Linked DNA regions of Mus musculus: all the other regions are linked to region 2. The links are chromatin loops, found by intact Hi-C in ENCODE. Cell type or tissue: gastrocnemius. All regions are shown on one strand.

Region 1 (8,000 bases), 770 kb before region 2:
AAATACTTAGCAGTCCCTCCGCTAATGATGAGATAAACTCAGGGGAAAGCAGAAAGGAAATCCTCCGACTTATTTGATGGTTATGCTGCAGAAGCCCACCTAATCTACTTTTGAAGATAGGGTAAGATAGATATGTGTTAGGGTTTTCTATTGCTTGGGTGTTTTGTTTTGTTTTGTTTTGTTTTTCGAGACAGTGTTTCTCTGTATAACTCCGGCTGTCCTGGAACTCACTCTGTAGAACAGGCTGGCCTCGAACTCAGAAATCTGCCTGCCTCTGCCTCCCAAGTGCTGGGATTAAAGGTGTGCGCCACCACTGGCTGGCCTATTGCTTGGTTTTGTATTGTGCAAATTAATCATGTAGTCAGATAAATAGGTAAATGTTATGAATATGTTCATAATTACAAATTATAAATAAAACAATAGACCAATTAAGCATCAAAGTGAATTTACATTGGAATTTACAAACATAAAATAAACTGTATACTACATTTAAATAATTGAAATTCAAAACTAGGCAACCCTTTCAAACATGCCTTTAACTGAAACACCTCAAGCACATAGACTTGAAGCAACACTGACACATTGAAAACTCTGTGGGATTTAAGCAAAAATGTCTTTAAAAATAGATCACACAATAAATTAGATACAGCTGGAGAGTGAATTATTAAAATTAAAGTAGGAATTGAGGACATTATGCAAAAAAATCAGAGAAAACAACAAAGAGCGGCAGTAAGGAACTCAGAATACACAAAGTATTCAAACATACATTTAATAAGTCCTGTACAAAGGAATAACAGATATAAAGGGAAATGGTTTTTAAAGATGTATTGCTGAAATTATTCTATAGATTCACGAACAGATGAACACTGGGTTTTATAACCCAGTGAATCTTGGGGTAGATAAAATGAAAATAAAAAATCCTACAAATAAATATTGTGGAAACATCGGGACACTAAATATGAAGAAAGCTTTAAATTAGCTAGTCAGAACACACACACACACAGAGAGAGCGAGAGAGAGAGAGAGAGAGAGAGAGAGAGAGAGAGAGAGAGAGATCAACAGTTGTACTGACAGCCATTTTTGTCACTTCAACAATTGAGACAGGAATAAAATGACAATTTATTTCAAGTTATAATACAAAAGTGAAAACTAACCTTCTCTCCTAAAGCCACCAAACTATACACAAATGCTACTTTTAAAAAATTATAATAAAACAGTCTCTGTCAGTTGAGCAAAATACATTTATTACACTAAAAAGTCATAGGGGGGTAGGTAGGGCTGGAGAGATGGTTCAGTGATTAAGAGCACTGGCCTCTCTCTTAAAAGACCTGGGTTCAATTCCCAACACCCACAAGGCAGCTTACAGCTATCTGTGACTAGAGTTCCAGGGGCAAAACACTAGTGCCCATAAAAATAAATATATTATTTAAATTAAAAAAGAGTCACATACAAGAAAGCAGACCTCAGAATAAAACTCTAGGAGGTAAGAAGATATGCAAAATAAAGTAATAATCTTAAAATAAGTATATGGATATAAAATACCAAACATTTTCCAGGAAATAATTATAATAACAGGTAAATATATAAGATAATTAAAATTTTAAAATCACAATATTGGATAAAGAAAATGTCACTTAGAAAGTGGGAAATGATAGTAAAATAAAATGCATTAAAAAGGATGACATGAAGAGGGACTGCTAGCTCCAGATACATATATAGCAGAGGATGGCCTTATCTCACATCAGTGGGAGGCAAAGCCCTTGGTCTATGGAGGTTTGATGCCCCAGGTTAGAGGGATGCTAGAGTGGTGAGGCATGAGTGCATGAGTGGATGGAGGGGCACCCTCATAGAGACAAAGGCGAGGGGAGAAAGGGGACCTGAGATGGAGGGCTGTGGAGTGGTAACCAGGAAGGGGGATAACATTTGAAATGTAAACGAATAAAATGATTAATTAAAAAGGGTGACATAAACGAAGGCTAGTTAAAATACTAATTTTAAACATTCATATAAATATGGATAATAAATCAAATTGTCTGGAGGTAAGATGAGAAACTTCTTAATCAGAAGAGATTTAGTAAAGGGGCAACGAACCACGAAGGCCACCCTCCAGGTAGCTAAAGCCAGTAGCAGTGGTCTCAGTATTTTCTCCTAAAACAAGGAGAAGATCAAAAAGACCAAATGAACCCGGCCTCCTGAATACAAAAGGATGATGTGAAAATCCTGAATGTCAAAATGACTTAATTAAAGGAAAAAGAAAACGACGGGGCACTAAACTGTAAAAAGTTCCCATGCCACTAGAGAAGGAAGAGAAAAATGAAGGGTGGAGGCTGATCTAAAGTCAACAACAACAACACACACACACAAGAAGCCCAATAGAGATGAGGGAGGACATCACCTTCATAAAGGGGAGGGGCATAAAACAGCCCTTGATTTGACTGACAGCCTTCCCCTGGAACAGAAGAGCGCAGAGAGAGGCAGGAATTTTTTTTTGCAGCTGGGTACTGACGAGAAGCTAGAGCAGAAAAGCTAGGGTCCAGAAGAACAAAGAGAATTAAGCAACTGGAAAACACACAACTTCCACTAACTTCACTCAGGACCGCGTATTTAATGCCATTTGGTTCTGCTGCTGTAACAGAAGAGGGCAGCATTGATTTAGGTAAACAAGGCAAGCCCACAAGGAGGATGAGAGAATGTAACACCTACAGTTGTCACACAAAAGAGAAAATATTTGACCAACTCTACTATCGAATTTCCATCGAGGAAATTAAAGATAAAGTAGGAGACTGTAGGGGACACCTCAGTCTGCAGCGCACTGTCACATAAGCCCGACATTCTTGTTGAAAATGAACATACTGAGGTCATTGATGAGGAAACTATCTTTCAGTTGCCAGGATAAAATACTGACCAAATCCAACTTGGGGGAGGACAGGATTCATTTACTTTACACGTCCACATCACAGTTCACTGTCAAGGAAAGCCAGGGGAGGGACATAAACAGGAAGCTGAGAATTGAGGCAGAGGTTCCCAGACAAATGCTACTTAGTGGATTATTTCTCCTAGCTTTCTCAGCTTCCTTTCCTATACAGCTCAGGCCCACCTGCCCAAGGGTGGCCATGCCTACAGTGGGCTAGGCACTGTATTAATTAGCAATCAAGACAATGCTCCCACAGATTTGCCCACAAGCAAATTGAGTGGGCTTATTTTCTCCTCTGTTGAGAGTCCTGCTTCCCAGGTGTCTTCAGTTTATGTCACATGGCGGGAGTGGGGGGGGGGGGGCATGGCAACTAACCAGCACAGAAACCTAACTGGCCATTTTACACAAAATAATTATCTGATATTTGTCCTACTGGAGACTGAACCATGGCTATGTAAGTACGGAAGATTCGAGTCTAAATCGCTGGAGGTAGCTTAAGTCAGGCATGGATGTATGCAGTGCACAAAAGCCCAGACCTGGCTGTGTGTATGAAGGGGCCTGTAGGTGGCAGTGGAGAAGATGACAGGAGAAGATGACAGCTGGGGGCTTCTGATTACCAGCCTAGCTGCAAGTTCAGTGAGGTACCCTATCTCAAGAGTGTACAACAGAGAGGGATAGAGCAGTAGATTGGACATTCTCCATAGCTTCCATACTCCCAACACACACACACACACACACACACACAAACACACACACACACACACACACACACACACACATACTTGCACGTACAACTTATATATGCAAAACACACATATAAACACACACACAAAAATCAACAGTGAATATACAGACAAATAATATTTTTCAAGTGCATGCCCATGAAAGGCCAAAGATACGCCACAGATTAAAGCGGTTGACAAAACAAACTGCAACATATGTTTTCAAAACCTAAAAAGGGAGATGGATCCTACTTGAAGATTAAATAATGGAGTCACATCAATATTAACTTCCTGATTTGCGTACAAAATTCTGCTTCTAGGGTATGCATGAGTTCCTTGTATTGTTCCTACGTTCTTTTGGTAAAACTGAGATGTTTTGAAGATGAAAAGTAAAAAGTAACAAAAATAATAAAAAGGGAGAAAACAATTTTAATTAAAATGTTAAGAAAAAATCCTCGGCAAAGGCAAACAACCAGGTGAACAAAATAAGTCCAAATATAAATGCACAAAGTTCATAGACAGAAACACAAAATTTGCCAGGTTGAATTAAAAACTAAAAGCCACCATGGGAACACCAAAGCAAAGGGCTGGATTTTACAGGACTAAAAGACATTCATAAGCCAAGCTTTTATCAAAAGAAAGTCTGGCTCTCTGTCATCACCAGAGGACTTTAGAGCAAGTAGATGTCACTGATGTGTGAGTGTGTGTGCATGTGTGTGCAGGTGTGATTCTCCAATCACAGGCTTTGGGTGTTTAGAACAACCCAGTCCATTATGGATTAACCTGATGGGCCCGGAAGGCATCCATGAAAAGACAATGCAGGATGTGTGAGTGTGGGTCTAAACACACAAGAGTCATCTGCAAATGAAACAGGAGAATCAGGAGAATGGGAAACAATCCCTAAGAACCACAAAGGAAAAGTGGGGCTGGCTTGGAGTTTAAGAAACAAAACAAACAAACAAACAAACAAACAAAACCCTTATTACATATTCAATAGAAAGAAATACAAAGAATTGCCATTTTGTTGAACTTGGGATTTTTTAAAAGAACTAAACAGACTCAAGGGAACTTTAATTTCCTCTTCACATGATAAGGGTTTGATGTACGCTTACAAACCCTATTTTTATAGAATTATTGCTTGCATTGCTTTGCGTTATATCCTATTAAACTGTCCATATCTATCTCTATAATGGATCTGCTTTTCTTTAATGCTAAAGAGAAGTCATCCCAACTGAAGAAAAATCAAAAGGCAACTAGGTGGCCTGTGCTTGCACAGTAGCAAAGACTTTCACCTCCTCAAGCCGCCATTCTCTTTTCAGCCTTTTCCCCTCATGACTCATCCAGTTTTAGCCAGTGTCCCCTACCCTCTCTACCTCATCAGTCCAAAACCTGTCTCTGAGTTTAGCCACACCTCCCCTAGAGAAAAGCTAATCAGCCAGGTTTGCTTCCAGCAAGAATTTTATCAAATTCACTGAACAAAAAGCCCAGGCCTCTCTTAATAATTTTGTTGTTGTTTTCTGTTTCAGTTTTGGTTTTGTCATTGCTGTTGAGCATAGACCTATCCTGTAGCCTGGCCTGGCCTGGCCTTAAACCCATTTTGTAGCCTAGGGTAGCCTCAATCTCCTCATAACCCGCCTGCCTCAGCCTCTTGAGTGCTAGGGTTACAGCCACAAGCCCAGCTTCAAGTTAATGTTACCCAAATCCCATCAGTACATATGACAGATAGCAGCGTTTGAATTTTACAAATGGAGAGAAACTGCAGACAGCTAGAATCAAGCTTCCATTCACTTTGTAGAGCACAGTCTCAGAAGACAAAAAGAAAAAAAAAAAAACTATGACATCACTGTCTCCTCGTCTGTATTCCCATCCTTCCCACTTCCCACTTCCCCTTCCCTGCTTTCCCAGCGCGCCCACTGCTGGGGCATGTTAGGCTCAGGCGGTGGAGGCCTACTCCTGCAGTGGTTCATGGGATAAAGTTTCCTTAACTTCTTCAGTGGGCATCATTTTCTTTAGCATTAAAGAGAAGCAACTCTATTTATAGAGATAAAGGTGGACCGTTTAAAGGGATAGAAAGCAAAGCAATGCAAATAATACCTCTACAAAGATAGGGCTTTTCAATGTACATTAAACCCTTGGTATGCTGAGAAGGAAATTTAAAGTTATACTGAGTCAGTTTTCACACACAAGGTGATCTATTTTAGATCATTACTAGTTTTAAATTAATATAAAATCAAATGTGTCTATAAAAGATGAAATACTAACAGTTAAACATGATTATATAACTCAAAACCCTGGGAAGAGGGTATCAGAGTATAACAAACCGCATGAGGAAAATTCCAGTATTCAGACACTTATTCCAAGGAAAGGAAAATAGCTTTTCTAAAGCTTTATTATTAATCACTGAAAATTAGAGATTCCAACCAAGAAGCCAAAACTACAGAACATCAGTATTCAATAGCAGTGCGAGAGTCAGTCCTAGCACTGAAAGCATGCTTCTAGATGACTTCCCTGCCCTTCCCCAATAAGTATTGCTCTTACCCATGTCGTACTTGAAGCCAAACTTCCTGCTGTGTCCTAGGTTTATAGGTGTGAACCTGGGTAGGTCCATAATGTGTGTGTGTGTGTGTGTGTGTGTGTGTGCACACGCGTGTGCGCGCACGTGCATGGATGTGCACACCTGCAGGACAGAGTCTTTAAAATAATATCAAATATAACTGTTCATTTTAAGAATCAGCACCAGAAAATTTCCTATGTGGTATAACACATATTCACAGCTCCATAACCATTCTCCACAATTGACCAAGCTCAGTTCTGTGTTATGGCATTGATACAAACTAATGAGAGAACTAAATCCCCAGGGTCCATAATAAATCCCTAAGAGGAGAGGTGAAACACTCACAAGTCAAGGATTTGTAACTTCTAGACAAAAGCTAGAAGTACATATGGTTTCCCAAATGATAAGGGAATAAAAGGAAAAAGGAGCCTGTAAAACAGATGTAGTGGACTGAAAGCAAATATTTACTGAGTCAAAATGTCATTTTCTGTTATAGTCATATGGGCATGCATATACATTACAAAGGTAGGCAGGAAGCCTTGTCAATGTCAGAAACTGTCAGGCACAAGGTGATAAGCCATACGGGACAACAGATACCAGAGCCCAGCAAGCAGAGCAAAGGCAAAAATAAAAATTTAAACCAAACACGCATTGATTTGACTGTCACGGTTGATGGGGTTTGGCAGGCTCCCTGGCAGGGTCTGTTTTATATTGAGAAATAACAAACGTCTGCTTTCTCTGCCGACATGTTTGCAGTGAGGTGTAGGACACAGGAAAGACTAAGCAACATTTAATTGTTGCTCCGGCATTAGAATAAGCTGAAAAAGATCTGGGCAGAACACAGAGAGCAGCACATTAGGATTCTCTTGTGGCATCCTGGAAACCCAACAAAGGAAATGTTAACATGTTTTCCATTCTCTCAGCCGAAAGCATAATTCTCCAGTTTCCTGGATATACTAATTTCATAAAGAATAATTTAAGTGTTATATAGAACACACACAATCAAAAGGAAAAGACAGGCTGCAAAATCTTTCTTCCTTTTAATTGTTTATTCATTTTGATTGGGATTGGAAGGCCTTTAAAAAAAACAATAAATGCCTGGCAGCTATAAATAATTAAAATCTAGCAGAGCAATAATAATTACAAGAAAGAAAGTGTCCATCTTGATTATACACATTTCCGGTGAAAAGAATGGGAGAGACTACCACATACTGAACAGTCAGCTATGAAAGCAAAAACAGATAGTAATCATTATAGGGATATAAGGAAAACAGCTGCCATTCCAAGGTCAGAGGCATAATTTCTATAATTACCCACAACAGTCTTGTAGAAGTATATTCTTGTAACAAGATGAACAGTTTATTTCCAGGACTTAAAACAATGCAAAGACAGTTTGCACCAGGATGTGCCCTGTTCAGGTTGGTATCGTTTGGATAGTCAGTGAGTAAAAAAATATCACAGGTAAGAAACAGACTATTCAGAGCAAGTACGAGATCTGTAGTTTGCCTCATTTATTTAAAGTTAGTGTATGTTAATCACACAAAATAAAAATAACTAGTTTCATTGTGAACTATTCACGGCTTCACCTGCTGTCCTCTGATCACGGTCACCCCCATTACTATCTTTCCTCCCATACCATTACCATCTCTTACAGTCTTTCCTCCCATTACCATCTCTTACAGTCTTTCCTCCCATTACCATCTCTTACAGTCTTTCCTCCCATTACCATCTCTTACAGTCTTTCCTCCCATTACCATCTCTTACAGTCTTTCCTCCCATTACCATCTCTTACAGTCTTTCCTCCCATTAC
Region 2 (8,000 bases):
AGATTCTGATTAGAAGTTGAGCAATGGTGGTTCAAATCTTTGATCCAAAACCTGGGAGGCAGAAGCAGGTGGAGCTTTGTGAGTTTGAGGCCAGCCTGGTCTATAGATTGAGTTTCAGGATATCCAAGGCTACAGAGAGAAACCCTGTCTCAAAAAACAGGGGGAAAAAGATTCTGACTAGAGGGTGAATATGGAAGGGAAGAAGATTTTGTGAAAACAACCCCACAGCCGAGCAGGGTTTGGCCTGTGTGAACAGGTAGATAGCGTTTCCTGAAATGAAATTAAAATGTTGGTATGTATCATATACTGAATAAAAAAAAATCACAAAAATCTATAAACTACAAAGGTTTCAGGATTTCCTCCGTCAACTCAGGATCTCTCAGAAGCTAAAGTCTACTTACTAGAACCACAGTCTGAAACTTCATCACAAAGCATTAAAGTGTTAAAATGTGTGACAGACATGGACTACAGGGAGAAGGGTAAAAACTCCACTGCTCTGTGGCTCTTGAGCTCCTGTGTCTTCACCATCAGCTGTTCCTGGTTTCTCTACACCCCTGACAAAGCAGGAAGGTTGCTTAGCCTGGGTTTATTGAAAGGAGTTGTTGCCTGTGTGTACGTGTGGGTTACAATGGCAGGGACAGATGCTCTTTCCCACTCTGCTTTGTCCAGTGAGACAGCCCTTGCTCAAGACAGGCAAGTTTATTACAGATAGACAACAAGAGCCCATTGCCTGGGATTCATGGAGAGCTGGTCCCCCACGCTCCGGAAAGCTGCCCCAGAGTGATAGCATCGTGTACATACATGTCTCATCTTGGGTTGCAGCCCAGCGTCTCAGGAAGTACTTTTCTACTTTGTCACCAACTAAATGTTGCATACCCTCTTATTCTGGGAGACATGAGGACATAGTGGAGGCTGTCCTGGTCCGTTCTTCCTTTTCTAATACACTGAGTTCACAGTACGTTCTACAGTCATGTTGAGAACTATAGTGAGACAAGGGAGATTTGGGGTAGCTAAGGCTACCTACAGACCTTCCTCCTACAGTAGGGCTATGCTGATTTTTGTTGAAAATGACCAGAAGGAGAATAGCAAGGTTTTGGAAGAATAGATGTAATTCTTATAGGCCCAGGAAATGGAGCTGGGGCTGGGGCTGGGGCTGGGGCTGGGGCTGGGGCTGGGGCTGGGGCTGGGGCTGGGGCTGGGGCTGGGGCAGGGGCTGGGGCAGGGGCTGGGGCTGGGGCTGGGGCTGGGGCTGGGGCTGGGGCTGGGGCTGGGGCTGGGGCTGGGCTGGGGCTGGGGCTGGGGCTGGGGCTGGGGCTGGGGCTGGGGCTGGGGCTGGGGCTGGGGCAGCACCATGGTAGAGCATGCTTAGAACACGTGAAAACTCTGCCTAGTCAAGAGTGCTTCGGAAGAGAATCCAAAGGCTTGGGCCTCTCTGAAGAAGCTGTACAGATGTCTCTATAAAGCACTTAGCCCTTGCTCCTGCCAGACCCAGGGAGCTGGGATCTGACTGGAAATAGTAGCTCTCATCTACTTCATTCATTCTCTCCCTTATCTAGCCCCCACTGACTCTGGAAAAAGTGACTGGATAGGAAGTAGAAGGAGATAAGAAAATAAAGTTCCAGAAAAACATCTCCCCCCCCCCCCGCCCCCTCCACCGTGGACAACTGGAGCCAGTTAATGAGACAAAATTTTGATGTTTAATTAAAGAAAGACTTTGATTCATATTTTCAGCTAAACATGTTAATACTTGCAATTAGGGTGTGTGTTAACTTTTATCTAACTTTTATTATAGAAATGTGTACTATCTATACAGAAAGAACAGGTCCCGCTGTTCCTTCAGGGGCGTGAAGGGCCATGCCTTGTCACTCAGTCACCAGGATTTCTAGGAAACGAATGTCTATTTACTTAGAAAGCAAGTGTCACATTGTGCTTTGAATGTGAGCTCTGCTGGTTGCCGCACCAGAAGTGATAGTAATGGGGAAAAAATGGACTATGGTGGAAAGGCGGTGTGGACGGAGTGGGGTAGAAGCTGGGCCCCTCTTTTGGGATCTCTTGGGATAGCCTTGTCCAGTGCTCATTCCATGACACTTCTGTGACCTGCTATCTCTGTCCTAGGACAAGCCTGAGGTGTTTTTCTCTTCCCGACTGTGTCCTGACATCCCATTAAAGAGGTAAGATGTTCTAGTCTCTTTCCTGCTGCTAAGACAAACACCCTAACAACCAGCAACTTAGGGGGAGAACAAGCTTGTTTTAGCTCCAGATTCTAGGATTCTATTCATCTTGTGCAGGAAGTCAAGGCAGCAGGAACTTGGGAAACTGTTCACATCATATCCACAGTCACGAGCAAAGAGAGAATATACTGATTATTGCTTGTTTGCTTGCTCTCAGCAGTTTTCGCCTCTCTTCTGCTATTGGAAACCTGCCTAGGGAATGGTGCCACCTGAAATGGCTCAGTCTTACATGAATTAAAACTCCCCCAACCCCACAGGCAAGCCTACAAGCCAACCTGATCTAGATAATTCCTTGTTAAGAATATTTTTCCAGGTGATTGTGGACTGTTACATTGGCAGCTAAGCCGGCACTGATGTCATAGGGCTGATGTTCAGGTGTGACCGTAGAGAGCTTTATGAGAGGGACAGTGTGAAACTGGCCAGCGCACTACTGTACTGTCTGTCCTAAGTACCAGGGTAAGTATTCACCTAGCTGAAATACTGTCCATGTGCTCAGTGTTCCTTCTCCCAGGACAAATGGTGACTCGACTCATAATGGGAGGCCCTAGTGCCAGGAGCTGAAAAGCCTCAGTTAAGCCTCAGGCCTGAGTAACAATTGCTTTTAGAAAGAAAAGAGAGATGTCTCATGTCCATTTAATAACCTTCATAGTTGACTACATTGGATCTGCGTGTCAGACTTAGAACGTTTGGTTGCTCCTACATCACATAAAACTTTTCAAATTTGCACTCTGTATGCTTTTTAAAGTTCAGAATGGGATCACAGTGGGCAAAGATTTTTCTATTTCATAGGGCAAAAGATTATCTGATCACAAAAAGGTCAAATTTTAGATATGCAAATTGCATATCTCTTTCTCCCCCTTTCACTGCTGGGCAGCCCCGCTCCTTTCTTGAGATTCCCCTTTACACAGCCTAAAGGTCTCTGTCTACAGGGGTGTGGGAGTGTGGCTCCAGGTCTTTGTGAAGCTCTGTTTGACTCCTGACTCCAGACTTTCCCCACAGGAAAAAAAAAAGGTCAGACTTGTTTTCGTTTTTAAACAATCTGTGTGATTTGAATAGAAATGGCACTGAAGGTGGAATGAAATTAGCATTTAAAAATCCCCTGAGCCTGTTCAGTCCTTACTACAATCTACTACACTTTCACCAATTTAGCTCTGCCTTTGAAATGCTTTCGTGCTGTGGTTAAGCACCAGGGAGCCAGGCTTGATTTTGAAGCGTGATTCTCTTCATCAATGGGGTATGGGACTTGGGTAAAAAAAAATGTAACCCGTGTGAGACCCGATTTTCTCTTTGAGAAGCGGGAATAATAACGTCTGAGTTTTCCAGGATTAAATAGATAGCTGTGTGTGAAGCTGCAATCAAGGACGATATACAGGAAAATAACCCAGTCCGTTCATAACGAACCCAGTTTATTAAGCTTACGGATAATATTTGAAAAGCTATTTCTATGAAGTGATTCCATTAACATTTGCGGAGGATTTGAGAATTTTAGGGATTATCTACTGTCACTAACAGTGACATTTATTCCGATTAAAACAAATCATTTCAAATGTCCTATGTAATTGAGGGATTAAAGAAAATGGCTTTTGTGTTTTCAATTTCAAAGATACGTTCACAGCGCCACCTGCCGATCAAGAGGATGAACGGCTTTTGGTCTATTTTGATAGGCAAAATAAATAAAATGCAAGAGTGTTTCCCTTGGTGTCTTTCTCAATACACTCTGTCATTTGCTTGAGAAATTTACATTATTTTTGCAAAGATCTGTAATGTTCTTTTGAAGTATCAAATATCTATTTATCTCTTTACTGACTGGACCCCATCATTGAGCCAGTTTAAATGGTGGGGTCAAATTATCAAATTAAACTAGTAACATAAAAGGTCAGGTGATCTGTACTGAGTATCTCTCTTCACCCAGAGGCTAGACCAGACAGACTGAACAGACGCATGCTAATCATTGGCTTTTACTCCATTGTAGAAAACATTCTCCAGCCCCAGGCTGACCGTAACGTTCATGTGAGGTTGGAGACTTTGAGAGACTACTCGGAGAATCTGGGTGTCGTTCAGCCAAGACTTGACCACTGTGGGATAAGAACAGCCCAGGTCCCAAAGGCACCAGAAGCACACACAGCCGGGTGCAAGGTGTCTATTGTATCTGTAGCAGAATTGTAAGTTGAAATGGTTATTATAATGAAGACTATATACGTCTTCTAAATTACAATGATACAATGTTATAAATGATGGACATGGTTATTACATATACATCTAATCAGAAACACACAGCCAACACCTAACTATGGATTACTATTAGCACACCCTTGGTATGCTTTACATATCATTTCAGTTTCTGTTTATGTCACCGCGAGTGTGCATATGTGTTTATATACATGTCACATATATAAGCAAATAAATGAACAAGTGTCATGAAGTACTTTTTCCACAAACTTTTTTCATTATTATAAAATTCATATACAAGGAATCATTCTAACCACCCAGCAGAGTGCAATTGTGCATTTCGTATTTTCAGAGTGCTATGTAGCTGTGTGTGACATATTTCTAGCACTGTTTACCACCACAAAGTAACTTATATACCCACAAATAGTTGCCCTCCCCCATTTTCCTCAAGCCCTGGGCAAATTCTGGCCCACAGCTTTGTATCTCTGTGAATGTGCTCATTGCTGCTGTTTTATGGAAGTGGGTTTATACACTGTATAGCTTTCTGTGGCTGCTTTCTTTCCTATAGCAGTGTTTTCAAGGTCCATGTACTTGGCAGTGTGTATCAGTTTTCAGTCTCCTTCATAGCTAAGTCACATGCCATTGCACATCTATTCCCAAACCTGTCTACCCACTCATGGATGGTTCCTTATCTGCACTTTTATGGGGTTCTGACTATCTATCGTCCCTATGAGAGCTGTGCAGGTGTCATTTGAATGCCTCTTCTGTGACCTTTGGGTATATAGTTAGGAGTAGAGATTGTGGCTGTATGCTGCTCTGTTCTAACTATGACATTCTGTCAAAGTCTAAATTGCCAAACTCTTCCCTGTGGTGGCTACCACGTATTGTACTACCAGTATTGTATGCATGCACTGTGCCTGTCTTCAGTTCTAATGTCTTTTGAGCTCTCCCGAGGCTGTGAGGTGGGTCTCCCGCTGTACTTTTGGTTTTCATTGCCTCAATATCTAATGACACTGAACATACTTTCATGAGCTTATTGGCCATTTGCATATTTCTTTATTGGTGTTTTGATTCAAGTCGTTTTCCTTCAGTGATTTTCTAAAAGATTAAAAACTAAGACCAGGAAACCCTGACTGGGCTCTGTGAGGTTGCAAAGAACAGAACCTTCTCATTAAATAAGGTGAGGGAGCCTGGGTCCATCTCAGCAGCTGCTCTGAGTCTTGTGAAGAGCTGGAATGCTACTTACTATTGTTCATCAGTTCAGGGGTCATTTGAGGCCTGGCTCGGGTCATGGTTGCTATGGAAACCATGGGGCAATGTGAGGTCATGGTTGCAGGAAGCTGCTGCTTAGTGCTTCTTTCTCTCCCATCTCATTTGTCTCCCATGCTCCCTCCCCGCCCCTTCCTGCTCCCTCGCTTTCCACACCACTGGACTCTGGTCCTTGCATCTCTGAAGCCATACTGAGGTCACAATTTCCAAGAGAGGAAATGATCCCTTTGGTTGGTCACTGTCCATAACTGGTATCTTCCAGGGCTGGCCTTTTGTGCTATATAGTCTCATGGTCATTGAGTGGTTACAGGTGTCCCAATTAGCGGAAGCCACACCAACCCACATCCTACCTGTGAGGGGCTGACAGGACACTGCCAAGGCTGAGGCAAACATGGAGGCTCTATTATGGGTTATCCATAATTTACACACATATCCCTTTTGATATTGTAACAAGTATTTCATAGGAAGGAATTGGCTGCTGTTACTTCAGGAGCCTCAGAGGAGGCTGTCCTGTTTCTCTAGCTTTTGGAGGCTACTGTCTTCCCTTTCATGTAGCACTGTCACTCGCTCCTGCCTCTACCACTATGTGGCCTTTTCTGTTTTTTGAACTTTCCATGTTCCCTTCAAATGGGTCCGTGTGGTAGCATGGCTCCCTCCTGGATATCTAGGAGAGTCTCCCTGTTCGGGGATCCTACCTATACAGCAAAACTCTACTGCCCTATTACATAGCACCACGGTTCTGAGGACTGACTCTCTATTCTTGAGGAGAGTTATTTGTCAGTCTACCACAAGGTCTCTGCAATTAAGAAACGACACAGTCAAGATTTTAGCCTTAATGTACATTGTGGAACAATTCAGAAAAGTCTGTGCAATTGGAAATGTCTAGTGTCCTTTTGCCATTTTATTTTCTGGTTTGTAGCTTATGATCGCTCCATTGCCTTAATTTAATATGTTGGAAATGAGCCATGTCTAACACCGTCTAAGGGGTTTTTGTTTGTTTGTTTGTTTGTTTGTTTTTGCAAAATTAATGAGGTAGATTTTTCACAGGAATCAAACCGTTGTAAAGGTCGTTAGACAACCCTGGGGGGTCTCCTATTGCTGGTGGATTCATTAATATTTAAGAGGCTGCAGTGTGTTAGGTTCTTCTGAATAAAGGATGAGTGGTTAGCCCACTTCTCCTTCCTAGAGAGCTGCAGGGCCTGATTCTCAGAAGCCACTTTTATGCCGGACTCTGTTTCTCAGTCGGATCACTTCCCATGAGATTTGCCTTTCCCCACACGGCTCCTGCTCTCAAGACACTGGAGACAGGTCACACTGTGTACCTGCCAGAGGTGTTCGACTGCGACTGCTTAGACTCTCTAATGCCAGCTCATGTTGGAAAAAATGGAAAATGGGGTGGGGTGCTACCTATACAGAGAGATTAAAACACCTCAGGGTTTTCTTCTTTCTTCCTTCCTTCCTTCCTTCCTTCCTTCCTTCCTTCCTTCCTTCCTTCCTTCCTTCCTTTCTTTCTTTCTTTCTTTCTTTCTTTCTTTCTTTCTTTCTTTCTTTCTTTCTTTCTTTCTAAGTATATTTGTCTAGGGAGTAGACAGGAAGTGAGGTTTATTTGAAATGTCTTAGAAATTCAAAGTATTAGAAATACTGGTGAAAAGATTGATTTCTATTTCTACTCAAATACTGTTCCAGATCCATGCCTGGGACCTACTAGAATCAGAAATGTTCACATGTATGCATTTACACACACACACACACACACACACACACACACACACACACACACACACACACACACAACACTGCACTTTCACTCTTCTTTTAGGTCATGCTTGTCCCTGCATTGTCTCCAGGCACCATACACAAAATGTAAGCACATGGAAGTTGCCTTCTGGCTGGGGTCATGCTTTGCTCCCTGATGCCCATCCATGAGATAAAGTGAAGCTAGCTTGCCCAGGCCTGCCAATGGCCTGGCACTTTGCTGTAAAATCGTTCTTTCCTTATCCTCCTCAGCTATGATTCATTTCTCTGAGCAGCACAGCTCTCTTGAGCACAAGCTAACTCATCCCTCATTCTACCCCAGGCATGGTAGAAGAGTTCTGTCCTAAAGAAAAAGCCAACATTCCATTTTTAATGAAAAACTCTTCCCTTTTGGAGACCTCAGTGTTTAGTTGGAGGCCAAGGTCACAGGCTGACTTCTTTCAGGGGCTGTGTGATATGCTGGCTCTATACTCCATCTGATTTTCTCCTTCTCCATCATTTGTAAGAGATGATGGCAACCTGATGCTGGCTGATGTATGTCTGCTGGAACACGACCTGCAGAGCGAGCTCCCACCC
Region 3 (8,000 bases), 210 kb before region 2:
CCCAACTGTGAGCCAAATTAAACCCTTCTCTTAAAGTTTCTTTCTCTCATATGCGTGGTCATAGCCACTTTTACAAAATTACAAGAGATATCAACACTCAAGTTTGGAAGATTGTTGACATGGTATTAATATTTTATCAACAGTAAAGCTTTTTCCTGATGGCTGTAGTGGTATTTCAGTGGTATTGGGCTTGCCTGACACACTCAAAGCCATCCCGGTTGCAATCCCCAGAGTAATAAAACAAACTAACACTTTCTTTAGTATCAAATAACTATTTGCAAAACTAAAGGTTTTTTTTTAACTATATGTTTAAAAACTAATGTATTTTTAAAAAAAAACTCATTCTCAACAAATAAGATCCTTGTGATATTGAGTAGGAATTATATTATACCTTTCTTTAGTGGGCAGGGGTCATGCATTCCCTGATGTACATACAGAGGTCAGGACAACTTGTAGGAATTTTTTCTTCTACTGTGTTGTTATAGGGATCAAACTCAGATTAGTGGGCTTTGCCTATTTACCCAGCGAGCCTTCCTGCCAGACCCACCATAGCATTTTTGACGAGCCTGTGAGTTGTCCATGAATTAGCTATATCTTGTCTAGTCACAGCTGGGTTCCACGTGTCTTTTCATCTCAGGAACAAGACTGAAGGATCTCCCATTTAGGACATTGTGTCTGCATGGCATAGGACAGAAACACAGGTCACAAACTGAAGCCCTCAGTCACATTAAAAACCTACCTGCAATTGGCCCCGGTAGAGACGCAGCTCAGTGGTTAAGAGTACCTACTGTTCTTGCAAAGGGTCCAGCAGTCATGTCAGGAAGAGGCAGTTCACAGCCACCTGTAATTCCATCTCCAGAGGCTCCAACGCCCTCTTCTGGTCTCATGTGCATATATCTACACTCTGACACGTGTGCATAAATACCATTTAAAATAAAAATTAGGAGAAAAAGTCACTGGCAAGTCTGGAAAATAGAGTAGGACATTTAGCCTCTGTCTGCAGCACTGAGGGAGGGGTTCTGTTGATCCACTTTGACGGAGAGGAAGTTGGCGATTGGGAACAAAGATAGAATCTATCACAACTTGCCACAAAAGACTCAAAGTCTGGTTTCTTAACTAGCTACAGGTTGGTTAATTAGGTCACTGGATATAAAAGTGCATCTGTCTTGAAAACACATGTCATTTAACTGAACTTACTAGATCTGCATGCTGTGGGAAAGAGACGCGTAGATTCTGTTTCTCCCAAGAGCTTCCAACATCAGTGGGGAGAGGAGAGGCTGCTTGTGGCGAACAAGTACAGGAGGTGCCTGAGATTTCCTGACTCAACCCATGAGACACTTGGCATCTGTTATATTCTCAAGGGAGTCATTTTTTGTTTCATGAAGATATGCAGCTAAGTTTTATGTAACTGTTCACAAAAATAGTGATGTTAGCTATTACTCAGCACTGTTACAGATGAAGGAAAAAATTGTATAGCTCAAGGGGAGAGGGGATGGAAGAAACTATTTCGAATCCCTAGAAAAAGGAGAAGTTGGTCTTTTATTTATTCATTGAGTATGGTATTGGCACATTGTGTGCCACGAATTTCTGGGAATGGGGATAATTGAAAGAAAGCAAATAGACCCTGGCTTTTATGAAGTAGCATTGACTTCAAGGGAATGGGCAACACAGAGATAGCGAGTGCAGGTTTGTTTTTAATGGTGAATTTGGGGTTATTGTGGTACTTGTCTGTAATCCTAACACTGGGGGGCTGAGGCTAGAGGATTACCATGAGTTTGAAGCTAGTCTTCTAGTATATTGCCAGATCAAAGCTACCTTCATGAGACTCGATCTCAAAATCAAAAACAAAGGGGAAAGTCAAGGTGAAACACTGTAGAGAGAAAATTACCTAGACAAAAGCTACAGGAAACCAGATCAGGCAGAATAATAATTAATACAGACTTTTTGGTAGTAAGGAAGGCCTATGCGATGAGGCTGTGTATCCTAAAACGACATCTTCATAAATGAACTGTATGGGAACAGTATGATTGGCATGCACTTGAACATAACATCAAATCCCATTTTGCAGTCACGTCTTCCTGACAAAGAGCGTTCCGTGGTTATACTGAGCTATGGAGCCAATGTTGACTGACCTTAGTGCCAATGGCACTGTCCTGAAGTATTTCTAGCTGTATCAGCCACATCAGCTGTTAAATTTATTGATGCATGTCTACTTCAGGCCTGCCTGGCAATATGGATACATGAGTAGGAGTGCCTGCTGCCGAGCCTGAGAACTGATTCCTCAGGACCCACATATGGAAAGACCAGATTTCCACAGGCTGTCCTCTGAGAGCTCACACAAGTGGGTCCTACAAACTGCACATATATAAACACACTTGTTAGATATAGAGAAATGACAAGAGAGAGAGAGAGAGCAAGAGCGCTTTTGTTTCTAGAAACACTTGCTTATTTTAAACAGTCTAAAGGAAATCCCAATTCAGTTGATTCTCTGGGAGGGGAGGGACCACTCCATAAAATGAAATTGGCCCCTTCCACTAAATCTGAAATGTCTTGGATGGAACTGTAAACACTAACACAATGATACTGTAAATATTAACGGTGAAGTTTCAGTGTGGTGGGAAGTGGTATTTTGATATGCATGCGCATTTGATAGATTCTCCCACTGACTCTGTTCTGACATAAAAATATATGAGTCAAGGGAAATTTGGGGGTGAAATAGGGGAAGGCTGAGGTTTAAGTCCTGGCCAAGCAGCCTCTGCTCTGCCCCTCTCCTCAGTGGCAGCCCCCATGACAGCTCTTTGTACTGAGTTGGAGATATGGAGCCTTTGGCAACACACAGGCAGATCTAACCAATGTAAAGTTTGTGCCCAGTTTTTAGACTTGCCAGCAGTCGGGAGAATGTGAGAGCTCTGTGAATTGCCTGCATTTCATAGTTAGCTGCTGAATTCACACAGGATTAGACGGTTATGAGAAGGTGCCAGGCTGCGTAGGGGAAGATGACGTGATGAAGATATCAAAGCAGCTATGGTGTTCTGCTCTTTTTATTGTTGTTTTACCAAAACCAAAAACAAACAAACCACACCATCAGAATAATGTGGTAAGCTGAGCAGTCGATGAGTTAAGTTTAGAATAGGTCTTGCCCAGACCTTAATTGAGAGCCACCATCATTAGTGGAGAATAGATAGCAAAGTCCACCATGGCTCCTTTACTGTATCCTTGGCTGCAGCATTTACTTGTGATGAGTGGAGGTCCCTGGGGAGGAGCGGTTTGGTTTTTTTGTTTTTGTTTTTGTTTTTGTTTTTTTTTCTAGTGTTTCCAATCATTTCAGCTTTACAGAAAGAGCCTTGTTAACTCAACGAAGGAAGCAGTGCAAACGGTTTCAGTTTCCTTCCTCTCACTTTAAAAACAATTTAAATACTGTTCAGAGTTTTTATCATATTCATGTGGTCAGGTGAATTTAGTCCTGTGCCATTGTTGATTAAAGCAAAGAAAAAGAGATGGGTGGGTACGGTGAACAAAGCAAGTTTGTCTATGTTGCTCAATACTTTATTTTAAAAGATGCTCACCTCCGTGACTGTATAGGAACACTTCAGTCCTCCTCAGCTGAATGAGCGATGTCACAAGTGGCTTTAGTATGAGAATCCCATCCTAATTTGAATAGCCTGTAGCTTACAAACCTCCTTTTCTCCTTCAGGAACTCTTCCCAGTGAACAGACAGAGTGTGGATCATTTCGCTAAGTACTTCACTGACGCGGGGCTGAAGGAGCTGTCGGACTTTCTCCGAGTCCAGCAGTCGCTGGGCACCAGGAAAGAACTGCAGAAGGAGCTGCAAGAGCGACTGTCTCAGGAATGCCCCATCAAGGAGGTAGGAGGCCGTAGTGAACTCCTGCACAACACACACAGATAAAGGGTAAGGGTGGCGCCCCTCAGCGAGCTAGGAGACCAGAGTGAACTCCAGGACAACATACATGGTTGATGGGTGTGGGTGTGTCCAGTGGTAGAGTGCTTGAAGAAGTATTTACGAGGTCACGGCTTACATCCCCAACACTGCAGAAAGCTATGCATGCTGAGGTGTGTGTGTCTGTGTGTGTGTGTGTGTGTGTGTGTGTGTGTGTGTGTGTAGAATTACACGGGTCATATAACATAAGCTTTCCCTCCCTCATATGTGTTACCATTCACTGTTCCCTTACTCCTAGCACTGAAGTTGGCTCAAGGTACTCACTCAAAATCCTATTTTATTATATTTTGGGCTATTCTAGAAATTGATGTTATTTTGGCTCACATTGCTTCCTCATAACCAGGCTGCTATGATTATCACACTGTTTTATCAACATATAGACTTGGCTGTCTGCTGGTAAAATCTCCCATACAGTGGCACTTCTATTGGATTGTCGATTCTCTACCTGGTGTTAAGCATTAACTAGTACTTAGTGTCAAGGCTGGGCATTTTGCATCACTGGATATAAATGTGTTGCTTGTTTCTATTTTCATGGTCCTTGGAGTCAAATCCAGGACTGTGCGCGTACACAGCAAGAGCTCCACCACTGAACTATCCTCCAGCACCTTTGAAGAAGAAAACAAAAATCCACACAGGGGAAGATCAGTTGGGCCAGCATCTTATTCACTCCTTTACAATAGCTGTGTAAAGGCTACAGGTTTTGGAACCATGTTTAAGCATAGTTTGCTATGTGTTAGATGGCAATAACTGTTTATACATCTGGAAAGGCATTCTTTAAGCTGGGGGAAAAAAAAACACCCTTTCTATATGATAAACTCAGGCTCTAGTGGGCGTTCCTCCTACTCCCAAATCCCTGCGCTTCAGCTGTATCCACTATAACTCCAAACCTTACCTGGCTTCTCAAGAGCTGGAGAAGCTTAGACTGGTAACTGTCCACCAGGTGGAGGTGTTAGAACAACAAAAGCTCGTGCATCCATGGTCTTACGGCAATTTCAACCATATTCTTCCAACTAGAGCTGCGCATGACTTTCAGGGCCCACAGGGTGAGGAGAACTACAGAGAAAACCACAGCCATGCTTTTAGATGTAGGCCAGTCCCCTGTTGCTATTCATTGAAGGAATCCCAGCCTCTAGTAGTTCAGCCACTTCTCTCTAAAGCTACCCAAGCCACTCTTCTATTTCTGAAGGTCAGCCCAGGAGTAAAGACAACAGTTATCTTCTCACAATAAGGGAGGTGAAGAGGGTGTGTTGCTAGTTACAGAATACACTGGATTGACGTGAATCAAGGAAAGAGAATTACAGGATTCAGGGTGTAGCTTGCTTGGTACATACGAGCCTTCAGTTTAATCTCAGCATCTCATAAAGCAGGTATGGTGGCTAATCTTCGCAGCGAGGCAGTGAAGAGAACAGTAGGTTCAAGGTCATCCTCATGTATATAGAAAGGTTCCCAGTCTGGAACGTGGGGAAGGGAAGGAGGAGGGTGCCTTTGCAGTCTGCAGTTTCTTTACCTATGGACTTTTCACTTCGACGGGGCGTGGGAGTCATCTCAAGAGTAGAAATTAAGGATACATTGTAGGGACTGGATCTAGGCAAGCCCGACACACCCATTGAGATATTTAATTTTAAGAGACAGAAAATTTCACAGACCTGTTGTTTACTTCAAACCCACGGAAAGTCGGTCTGATTCAAGTGCCCTACTCTACTGAACCCAAAGGGTTCACCCGCATAATGATTATCCAGGACACGGAGCCTTTCTCTTATTCTGTGTCACCTAACAGCTTTTGTCTAGAGCTAAGTTTAGGTCTTCTACTTTTCATTGATCACTTGAGGATGTGTATTAGAGATGGAGCAGCTGAGCCCAAGATTTCCCAGCCTGCCCCAAACCTTTTATTGGCCAGGCCTTTAAGAATAGCCCCAGGCTTTGTATTTGCTCTGCTGTTGCTCTTTGACTCTCTTTCCATGAAACCTAGGTGGTGCTTTACGTCAAAGAGGAAATGAAAAGGAACGACCTTCCGGAAACAGCTGTGATCGGGCTGCTGTGGACCTGCATCATGAATGCGGTGGAATGGAACAAGAAGGAGGAGCTGGTTGCGGAGCAGGCACTGAAGCACCTAAAGGTAATGGGCCTTTGAAGGGAGCCAGCTCTGAGGGTCAGGGGTCAGCTCTGAGGGTCAGAGGTCAGCTCTGAGGGTCTGGAGGACAGAGCCAGCACATTCCGGAAACCCCAGCACGCAGAAGACGGGAGCACAAAGATCAGTTCTAGACCAGTCTGGGCTACATGAGACCCTGTCACAAGTAATGAGAAACTAAAGAACAAGTGAATGCCGAGCCAATTTCCCCAGACCCAAATGAAAAGTACCCTGTCCACCCCTTGTTTTCCTTGCCAAATCTGGCGCTGCCTAAAATGTTTCAAATGTAAGAACATGAAACATCTCCAAGTAGGTTCTCAGTAAAAGACATCTGAAGGGTGCAGTCACCTGTAACATCATACATTAAAGAGAAATATGAACTAATTTTTGATATGTTCTATACCAAAAACAAAACAAAACAAAAAAGCCAAAATCCTTAAGTAAGCTATGAATAGATGTTAGAAAAGTAACTTGACTGTGTCATTTGAATATTTTGAGGTACAGATCCGCGTGCTCTTGCGCTAAGGTGACCATAGTAGGTCATGCATGTAGAGTTCAGTTAGGAAGTTGAGGTACAGATCCGCGTGCTCTTGCGCTAAGGTGACCATAGTAGATCATGCATGTAGAGTTCAGTTAGGAAGTTGAGGTACAGATCCGCGTGCTCTTGCGCTAAGGTGACCATAGTAGATCATGCATGTAGAGTTCAGTTAGGAAGTTGAGGTACAGATCCGCATGCTCTTGCGCTAAGGTGACCATAGTAGGTCTTGCATGTAGAGTTCAGTTAGGACGTTGAGGTACAGATCCGCGTGCTCTTGCGCTAAGGTGACCATAGTAGGTCTTGCATGTAGAGTTCAGTTAGGAAGTTGAGGTACAGATCCACATGCTCTTGCGCTAAGGTGACCATAGTAGGTCTTGCATGTAGAGTTCAGTTAGGAAGTTGAGGTACAGATCCGCGTGCTCTTGCGCTAAGGTGACCATAGTAGATCATGCATGTAGAGTTCAGTTAGGAAGTTGAGGTACAGATCCGCATGCTCTTGCGCTAAGGTGACCATAGTAGGTCTTGCATGTAGAGTTCAGTTAGGACGTTGAGGTACAGATCCGCGTGCTCTTGCGCTAAGGTGACCATAGTAGGTCTTGCATGTAGAGTTCAGTTAGGACGTTGAGGTACAGATCCGCGTGCTCTTGCGCTAAGGTGACCATAGTAGGTCTTGCATGTAGAGTTCAGTTAGGACGTTGAGGTACAGATCCGCGTGCTCTTGCGCTAAGGTGACCATAGTAGGTCTTGCATGTAGAGTTCAGTTAGGACGTTGAGGTACAGATCCGCGTGCTCTTGCGCTAAGGTGACCATAGTAGGTCTTGCATGTAGAGTTCAGTTAGGACGTTGAGGTACAGATCCGCGTGCTCTTGCGCTAAGGTGACCATAGTAGGTCTTGCATGTAGAGTTCAGTTAGGACGTTGAGGTACAGATCCGCGTGCTCTTGCGCTAAGGTGACCATAGTAGGTCTTGCATGTAGAGTTCAGTTAGGACGTTGAGGTACAGATCCGCATGCTCTTGCGCTAAGGTGACCATAGTAGGTCTTGCATGTAGAGTTCAGTTAGGACGTTGAGGTACAGATCCGCGTGCTCTTGCGCTAAGGTGACCACAGTAGGTCTTGCATGTAGAGTTCAGTTAGGACGTTGAGGTACAGATCCGCGTGCTCTTGCGCTAAGGTGACCACAGTAGGTCTTGCATGTAGAGTTCAGTTAGGACGTTGAGGTACAGAATCGCGTGCTCTTGCGCTAAGGTGACCATAGTAGGTCTTGCATGTAGAGTTCAGTTAGGACGTTGAGGTACAGATCCGCGTGCTCTTGCGCTAAGGTGACCATAGTAGGTCTTGCATGTAGAGTTCAGTTAGGACGTTGAGGTACAGATCC

The links. Peaks named below come from ENCODE experiments on the same cell type or tissue, not always from the same donor. Only the 100,000 strongest peaks of a DNase experiment are listed, where the experiment ranks them.
Region 1: a loop joins it to region 2, with 7 times the contacts of the local background. A loop is called at or near these places in 18 of 42 quality-filtered maps.
Region 3: a loop joins it to region 2, with 7 times the contacts of the local background. A loop is called at or near these places in 14 of 42 quality-filtered maps.

The regions. Positions count from the first base shown.
Region 1 is chr12:36,665,816-36,673,815 of GRCm38, reverse strand. All of the region lies in intron 9 of Crppa (CDP-L-ribitol pyrophosphorylase A), which reads right to left. Among named protein-coding and RNA genes, the nearest start is that of Mir5099, 150 kb to the left of the region's middle. In gastrocnemius, a CTCF peak has its summit at 2,634 (motif pointing right); a DNase peak (open chromatin) is centred at 3,502.
Region 2 is chr12:35,892,239-35,900,238 of GRCm38, reverse strand. No RefSeq gene overlaps it. Among named protein-coding and RNA genes, the nearest start is that of Agr3, 29 kb to the left of the region's middle. In gastrocnemius, a CTCF peak has its summit at 3,859 (motif pointing left); DNase peaks (open chromatin) are centred at 3,406, 3,844, 4,283, 5,711 and 1 more place; H3K4me3 peaks cover 703 bases; H3K27ac peaks cover 369 bases.
Region 3 is chr12:36,105,570-36,113,569 of GRCm38, reverse strand. Bzw2 (basic leucine zipper and W2 domains 2) reads left to right here. Exons shown (of 12, transcript NM_025840.3): 8 at 3,695-3,865; 9 at 5,928-6,074. Among named protein-coding and RNA genes, the nearest start is that of Bzw2, 47 kb to the left of the region's middle. In gastrocnemius, CTCF peaks have their summits at 887 (motif pointing left) and 4,899 (motif pointing right); a DNase peak (open chromatin) is centred at 6,125.